Linked DNA regions of Mus musculus: region 2 is linked to region 1. A link is a contact called in ENCODE Hi-C or POLR2A ChIA-PET data. All regions are on one chromosome and are shown on one strand. Each heading gives the region's core, a stretch centred on a gene start or an enhancer-like site at or near the end of the contact. The rest is flanking DNA. Distances are from core to core; before and after follow the strand shown. Region 1 overlaps Chst11 (carbohydrate sulfotransferase 11). Region 2 overlaps Chst11 (carbohydrate sulfotransferase 11).

Region 1 (4,176 bases), core at 466-2,965:
TGGAGGGAGACAAGGCTGTCACAGTCAGACAGACAGACTGGGCGGGGATGCAGCTAGTTTTGTACAGAGCACGTCTAGCATTCATTAAATCCTCAGTTTGATCCCTAGCACCATGGAAACCAAGTGTGGTAGAGTAGGCCTGTAGTCCCAGCACTCGAGAGGTTGATGCAGGAGAATCAGGAGTTTAAGGCCATCCTCACCTACAGAGTATGAGGCAGCCAGGGCACTCTGAGAGGCTGTCTCAAAATTAAGTAAGCAAGTAAATAAATAAATAAAGCAGGAAAAGGTAGAGTGGGTTTTCCCTTGTTGCCTACACCTTGACTCTAGTATTTTGACCTCCAGAATCCCATGAGAGTAAACCATATTGTATTAAACTACAGGGTTTGGGGTAGTCAGCTGCAGCAGCTGTAGAAACCTCATCTGCCCACACACCTTTGCAGTTGAAGCTAAGAGGCCATTCCCTGCATGTCAGATCCAAGGGATGCTTGGGGAGGCATTGCCTGTGATCTCAGATGAGCAGAGTCCCACAGCCCATTGATTCCTGAACATGGGAATACCAATGCCCTGTGTACCATGGGTTTATGTCCCAAAGCCTACCCTAAAGGTGAAAACCCCTGAGGGAAAACAGCAAGTCAGAGGCTGTCTGCTGCTAACCACCATGAGAATCCTCCTGCCTCCATTAGAGAGGCCTGGGAGGATCATTTGAGGCTCCGTGAAAAGGCACAGATAGCAAAGCCAGGCCTTTGTCCCATCTGTGACCCTCACACAGGCTCATTACCACTCACACACCTGCAGGGAACATCAGGGATACAGTTAAAGTGTCTGCCTTGTCTGCAAAACACAGACAGTGCCGGAAATTTGCATGAACTCACTCTATAGATGAGGTTCTGCAGGTGGGAGGTGCCACCACTGGGCCTGGTACAAGGACAACAGCTACAACAAGGAGGAAGAGGAAAAGAAGGAAGAGGAGGGGAGGGAGGGGGAGAGAGAGAGAGAGAGAGAGAGAGATTGATTAAGAAAAGGACTAACCCCTGTGGCCATCCCCAGTAAAATGTGTTAAGACCTGTTTTATCATGGTTTTGTAGCATCTCCCAGGCTCCCAGAGCACTCACAAGGCCCGCCCCACTGAGATGCAGCCCTGTGAGGGCAGCAGGTGACTCTAATGGTTTGGCGGCAGTGTGTCCCCATGTAGTCTCCTGTATGATGGGGTGCAGCAGGGGGTGGGGCCTTTAAGAGAAAGATAGACAGACGTGGTTAGAATACCACGTGATCCTGGGAGACAGGGAGTTGATGGGAGTTCTCCTTGGATGTCAGGTAGTTCCCTGGAGAGGATTCTAGAAGGATACAGGACCCCTCCCCATGTCCTAGGCTCCAGTCACTCTGAGCTCTGTCTTCTGCACACAATCTTTAGAGCTTGGTGTGCTAAAATATTGAGCACCGGCCAGTCAGTGTTGCCACCTGTGGTTGCAAGATGAAGTCAGAAAGAGTTGTTTAATTTTGGCTCCATTGCGCTTATTCTGGGATTGGAGAAACTGGCCTCTCTAAGATTGCCTCTGCGGATTGAGATGCAGCTCAATCCACGGAGCCTCATCTATCTGAGTCTCTGTTCATTCTGAAAATGGCAAGCAAGCAGAGAGACTGTATGAATGAGGGCTCTGGAGAGCACAGAACATAGCGCTCACTGTCAGTGGAAGCTGGGGCCCCCATCTACGGAGGATGGTGGGAACGAGCTGCCAGGCAGAATCTAGGAGTGCTGGCAAAGAGAAGCCTTGCACAGAGCAATCCTGCATCTCATTAAGATGCGCTGTGCTCTAGCCCAGCTACAGGGAAATTGTTGGAGCAATTACATTCAAGCCTCAATTTTGAGGTTTGAAAGGGGGTCAGTGCATAATTGGCAGGAGGAGAACAGGAAAGAGATGGCTTGAAACAATAGGTATTAAGTGGCTGTCACAGCCAGGGAAGCTGAGATAGAGGGGCCAGACACGCTGGTCGGATCCCTAGAGGTCAAGCGTGGGTGGTCTGTGAATCACACATGGGCCTCCTGGATGTTGCATTTGGGCTTTCTTGGAATCCAGGGGATTCTGGAGAAAGCTGTGTGATGCTTGGGATATATTTGTTGAATGAATGAATGAATGAATGAGTGGTGCTTGTTACCTAGTTACCAAATAGATGAATGAAGGAGGAAGAGAATAAGGAATGGATACAAAAGGAAGACCGTAATTGTGCCTACTTGTATGGTGGTATCTGGGCAGGCAGAGCCTGGCAGCAGCCTGCCGCTTGCTTGAACTGAAATCTCTGTTTTCAGGTGCTGTGGTAGACTGTGACCACCATAACAAGGTGCCCAGGACTGGTGGCATTCATGGGGGAGCTGGTTTCTCAGGCTTGTGAAAGCTAAAAGTATGAACACAGGGCTGGTTTCCCATGAACCCTTCTTCCAGCTGTGTCCTCGTGGCCTTGCCAGTGTGCCCGCACTTCTTGTGTCTCTCTTCTTTCCTTCTACAGACAGTCAAGGACCAGGTCTTTGTGACCTCTCCTATCTTAATTATATCCTTAGAAGCCCTGCCTCTGGGGCTGGTAGGAAGACCAGTACAATAAAGCACTTGCTGGGTGAGAATGGGGACAGGAGTGTCCCCAGAATGTGAAAACCAGGTGTGGCAGTGCACATCCTTAAGTTCAGCACTGGGCAGGGTTGGTGGCAGGAGGGTCCCTGTGCTCACAGGCAGTTTATCTACTCAAATCCGAGAGCCCTAGGTGCAGTGGGAAACCCTATTTCAAAAGGAAATGTTTGGACAACTGAAGAAGACGTCTGACATTGGTGTTTATGTGTGCGCATGCGTGAGCACACACACACACACACACACACACACACACACACACACACACACAGCATGAACACACACGGGAAGGCAAGGTGCTGCGTAAGCCTCAGCACTAGGCAAAATCAAAGTGAACTTTTGAAGCCTGTATTTCTGGCTTTGTCTCTAAGCAGCTGTGTAAACCCTTCTGAGTCTACAGAAATGACCTCGCCTTACAATGAGAAACCAGAGGGGCCCCAGGTTCAGAAGAAAAGGCAAATGTCTGATGATTCACACAACGCCCTGAGCATGCCCTTCAGGGCTCCCAGGGTCATGCTGGGTCTCCAACAGCAGACTAATCGGCAGCATGCTGATGTTTTGCTATTTCATTCTAAAAAGAAAACAAGGTTCTTGAACCGTCCTCCAGAGGACTCTTCAGTAGATGCCATGGGAACCCGAGTCTGTGTCCAGTGGAGCACTACAGTGGAGCACTACAGGATATCATTTATTTTTCCATCTTCTTTCTCATCTCAAAAATCTTGCAGGGAAAACAGTGGAAATCTCATCAACTTGGGCTCTGCGCGTTTATGGCATTCCCTTGGTGCTCTACTGCAGAGGATGGGGACGCTGGGTTGGCTGGAGGGACTCAGAGCCGCCAACCCTTGGCCCAGTGAGAGCCCGTGATTTCTCTAAACACACAGCACACAGCAGGACTGTTGACCCTCCTTAAGGACACCGGCCAAACACGAGGCCCGTTTGTTCATGAAAGACACAGTCTCTTTCTTAGCAGCGGGTCGCTTCTACTGTGTGGACTTAAAGTATGAGAATTGCAATTTTTTTTTGAGAAATATTCTGCATTTCAGGTTTCCCACTAATTATGACTGGCTTTCTCCCAAGTTCGTTGGAGCTATTTTGGGAAAGGATTTATTGTGAGTGTTTTAATAAGAAAGGCTTTCGGAAAGCCTCGTAACTCTCCGTACAAGCCCTTCTAACCAGCGTTCCCTCTGACAATTATGTCACTAAAAACTTCCCTTTTAAAGAGCAGGACGTTTGTCTATTCATGTGACCCTTAAAAGAAGCATTCACGAACCCCTGAGCGCCAGGCAAACTGTGAGACTTTACAGGGTCAGGAAGAGCAGGAGTGTGAAGGAGCCCTGTTTGCTGGGTGAGCTGATTCTAGGCTTGTTTTGCTGAGCTGTGTTTGTGGATACAGGCTGCCTTCCTGTTTGAATCTCCAGGCCTCCTGCTGCACGGTGGGACTTGGTTTCAGGAGTGAGTGAGCGTGTGTGTGTGTGTGTGTGTACAGCTGTGTGCCTGTGCATGTGTGTGTATGCATGTAGAGGCCAGAGGACGATGTCAGATGTAGCTCATCCCCTTGAGA
Region 2 (4,176 bases), core at 773-3,272, 56 kb after region 1:
CATTGCACATGAAATCATTTTGGTTTTTTTTTAAGTGTCTAAAATTACTTTCAGCCCATGTGTTTAAGGTATATGTCAAACAAATGAATTCCATGTTTAGACTTCAGACCATCCCCAAGATGTATTATTTTAAATGTGCAACAAATCTGAAACCTGAAAAGGAAACCCTTTTTGCCAAGATGTTGAATGAGCGAGGAACGTCCGGTGTGTGGTAGCCGTTAACTCATAGGGCAGCGGAAAGGGCCGTGTGAGGGCGAGGTACGTCAGGCGGACAGCTCGGTGCCTGCCCCTCACGGTTGTCCTTACTGCAGTATTGCCCCCTCCCCTAACCAGCTTCATCCTGTGCCTGCAGAAGGCATGCTTTGCACGCCTTACAGCAGGATCTAAGGAGAGACACAGTACAGGGATGCTGATCTCAGCAGCTGTAAGGTTTGAAAGGGTCATCGGAGGACCTGGTCAAGCAGGAAGCACAAGATGCCTGCCCTGGTCAGGCCCTTACATAAAACCCCCAGGGACTCCCTTCAACGCTCATCTGACAAAATGGAGAAACTGAGGCTCGAAAGTCCTGGAACAGCTGCTCCGAATCTAACCTGCTAGTAATTGCTACAACGGAATGTAAACCTCCATCTCCCTGCTTGGAAGGGCCCTGCTCTAACGTGGTTCTCTCTACAAAAGGGGCAGGTGAGCCCTTGGATGTGCCCCCCCAAAATTATTCATACAGTGAGACATGTCTCATTTCATCAGTACTGAAGATCTGGTTTAATAATAATAATAATAATAATAATAATAATAATAATATAATAATAAGCAGAAGGAGGGAGAGGAAGAAGAGCAGAAGGAGGAAGAAGAGGAGGAGGAGGAGGAGGAGAAGAGGAGGAGGAGGAGGAGGAGGAGAAGAGGAGGAGGAGGAGGAGAAGGCGGCAGCAGCAGCAGCACTGATGTTAAAATCCAAACACCCGTGCTCCCTGCAAGCCCAGAATGAAGCTCACCCGTTGGAAGAGTGGCATGGAGGTGGTGGGGAGCGGGATGGGGGGCTTCCCATTCCACAAAAGCCTGAGGAGTCTGGGGCAATGGCAGCCCCTGTAGGGGTCCAGATCTTTCACACATGAGTATGAATAGGAGTCGATATCCCTGAGTTGCTGGTGAGGCACTTCCAGGACCAACCTTGGGATGTGGGAGCCACGACCTGCATCATCAGTGTATTTGGTTCAGGTGGGGTCAGGCAAGGCTGTGGAGCCCCATACTCCGAACACTGGTGAGACAGATGACAAGGTGACCCTGCATATCAGCCATCTCCAGTCAAAGATTTTCAGAATTTCCCAAGCCCACTTCACCTTGACTTGGGGGTCAGAATGGGACTCAGAGGTTCTTGTTCATGGAAGCCAGATGGCACACCTCGATGGGCCATGTGCACTGTTCCAGACACCTTGTAATATGGTCACCAAAGTCACTGTTCATTCTAGAAACCAGGTTTTTTTGTTTTTGTTTTTTTTATAAAACATGGTCTCACTATATAGTTCTGGATGGCCTGGAACTCGCTGTGCAGTCCAGACTGACGGACTCAGATCTGCCTGCCTCTGCTGTTACTAGAGGCCTGTATCACCTATGGCCTCAGGAAATGCCGGATCTAGTTTTCAAAGGCTGGTGGTGGAGGGAGTGTCTATCACAGGAAGCCCCACCCCCACCCCCCATGATCGTGTTAACTTCAGCCTCGCTTCAGTTGAGGCCAGCACATTCTAGAAGCTTAATAAGTTAAAACAGTAGCTAGCAGTGCTTACAAAGCACTGGTGTGTGCTGTTCTGCTGAATTAAAAAAATGCTGTGCGATTACACAACAGCCCTAACCTGTAGGTGTGGAAGCTAGGGTATAGGGGTGTGTCCCGGGCCCAGCCTCAGACTTCGGTAAGAAGATGCATGTGTTTGGGCCGCTGGGGGGATCCTTCTGCCCCTCAGAAGCTCCAAGGAGCAGATAGCTCTTTGCCCCAGTGATTGAAGGGCTCCCAGCCAGTGGGGCAGATGTCTCTCGCCTGTTCCCTGGGCCCCTTGCCCAGTTCCTCCCTGCCCTGCACAATGTCTTCAAGCATGCTGGAAACATTAACTGCTCTCCTGCTATTCATCTTGGCTAGGCTAGCTCTGACAGTCCAATTTCAATGTTCCTCCCAGGGCAGACAGTAGGTCACAAGAATCGATAATGGATCCCAGGCGATTGGACACAATTCCGATCTGATGGGAACCTGCCCCCTTCCTTGTACTGAGCCTCAAGCCTCCTCTTAAACCCACAACTTCAGAGTACTGCCTTCTGGGAATAGCCTGACTCTGAGGTAGCAGGGGAGACAGCCCGGTGATTGTTCCCACTGACGTCCTGGATGCATGGCTTCCTCAAGTCCTTAGGGATGATAAAAAGGACAACAGGCCTCAGCCCCTCCAGCCCCTTCCTAATCATCTGGCCCTCCCTAGGCCATTGTCCCTGCATAACCAACAGGGCCAAAACCTTGTCTCCCCTGTAACTGTCTGTGTCTTCTCCACCTCGAATAAAGACAGACGGACACAGAAAACAGTAGTTCCTTTATTTGATGGGGGTGGCTTCTGAGACCCTTTCAGATACTGAAGTCCACAGAAGCACTTGTCCCCGGTATGAAATGTAATTATATTTGCATAGAACCTACACACATCCTCCTGTAGAGTCTCGAGCTTTCCAGTACCACTGAGTATGATATAAATGTCCCATGAATTGATTTCATCGTGTTCAGGGCAGATGCAGTTTGGATCCAGGAGCAAATGAGTCCTTGCTACCTACTGTCCATAGTATGTGTGTGACTCCACAGCAGCCTCCTGGCCTCTCGCCTTGCCTCCTGTCATCTTCCTGAGCCGCACATGTGACATACCTTAACCCTTGATCAGCCCCACTCCATCCCCACACTGCCAACCCAACCAATCTTCCCAGCTATCACAGGAACCCCCTTAGAGCCTCACTTTGATCCCCCCCCTTGCCAGGCCATATGCTCAGCTATGCATAGAGGCCTTGGACATGGCTCCCCACACCGCCACTGCAGTCTCTGGCATTCAGTCTGGGCTGGATTCATCCAAATTTGTCTTTCTCCCACTTAAGCACCTCCTTGCTGAAGCCAGAGCTGTTAGCACATGTTGGACCATATCGCTCCCCGGTTCACACCTTTCTAGGGGACCCACCCAGCTCTGGGTGAGTCCTGGCAAAGTCGCCTCTATGCCAGGATTGCTGTGTGCTCTTCACAACCTCCACGACATCCTGACTTGGTTCTAGTTCACTTCCCTGCCCAACAGGGCATGGCTCTGAGGATCCGTGGGGTGGCGTGTGACAAGTGTTCGGGGCAGTGCCCCTCCATAGCCGTTAGCTGCTATGTGTATTTACAGTGGTCCCTTGGGGGCCAGTTCTGAGCAGATCCTGATGGGTCAATGGGACTCTGGCCTAGCTCCTGGCTCCAGGCGGGAACTTGATTACAGATGGAACGGAGGTGAGGAGATGAAGCCATAAGACAGCACCGGCTGATATGGTGTGAGCCTAAGAGTCTAGAGGAAAAACATGAGAGCGAGAGGGGGGCTGGAGGGGGGACAGCCTCCCTGGAGGAGGAGGAGGAGGAGGAGGAAGAGGAGGAGGAGGAGGAGGAGGAGAGCCTTCCTGCCCATACTGTGGGGATACCTCAGATCCAGCACAAATTCTGGTGATCTCCCTCTCCTTCTCCCTCCCCTCCCCTCCCCTCCCCTCTCCTCTCCCCCCTCTCTTCTGGAGGCTTGAGTCATAACCCTCTTCAGATAAAGCCCATGACCCGTTTCTCCTGGTCTTTTTCCAGAAAGTCCACATGGTATTAATTCATAATTCAAAACAGTCTCTGTCCTCAGACAAAGTTACCCTCTTGGGGTCCCAGAACCCCAGCCTGGAAAGGCCTGAAATGCAGGTTGGTTTGACTCCAGGCATTTGTCGCCAGAGATAGGAGGGAAATGGAAGGTGTCGGTCCTGCGTCACCAGGGCCCTTTGGCTGCAGGCCTCTCTTCCTTAGCACGTGGGAAGATTTGGCCTCTGAGGGTGTGTAGGGGCACACACTCCTCCCTGTTTATGTCCCACGTGCCTCATGATGTTAAGAAAGAACCAGATTGTAAGCATCCTATGCATTATAGCCTGAATCTTTTTTTCCCTGAAGCT

The links. A loop is a pair of places that touch in the nucleus more often than their neighbours do. ChIA-PET counts read pairs that join two places held with the same protein, here RNA polymerase II (POLR2A).
Region 2: a map of regulatory T cell shows a loop between it and region 1 (2.1-fold over the local background). The contact joins two enhancer-like sites. A Hi-C loop is called at or near these places in 1 of 37 maps with a recorded cell type or tissue (regulatory T cell). POLR2A ChIA-PET finds 5 or more read pairs at or near these places in 1 of 5 experiments (Patski).

The regions. Positions count from the first base shown.
Region 1 is chr10:83,104,566-83,108,741 of GRCm38, forward strand. The region is part of intron 2 of Chst11 (carbohydrate sulfotransferase 11); the gene reads left to right. Among named protein-coding and RNA genes, the nearest start is that of Chst11, 120 kb to the left of the region's middle. Within about 2 kb of position 1,716, at least 1 of the 3 ENCODE cell types and tissues checked has a DNase peak (open chromatin) inside an H3K27ac peak, as active enhancers do.
Region 2 is chr10:83,160,210-83,164,385 of GRCm38, forward strand. All of the region lies in intron 2 of Chst11 (carbohydrate sulfotransferase 11), which reads left to right. Among named protein-coding and RNA genes, the nearest start is that of Slc41a2, 180 kb to the right of the region's middle. Within about 2 kb of position 2,023, at least 1 of the 3 ENCODE cell types and tissues checked has a DNase peak (open chromatin) inside an H3K27ac peak, as active enhancers do.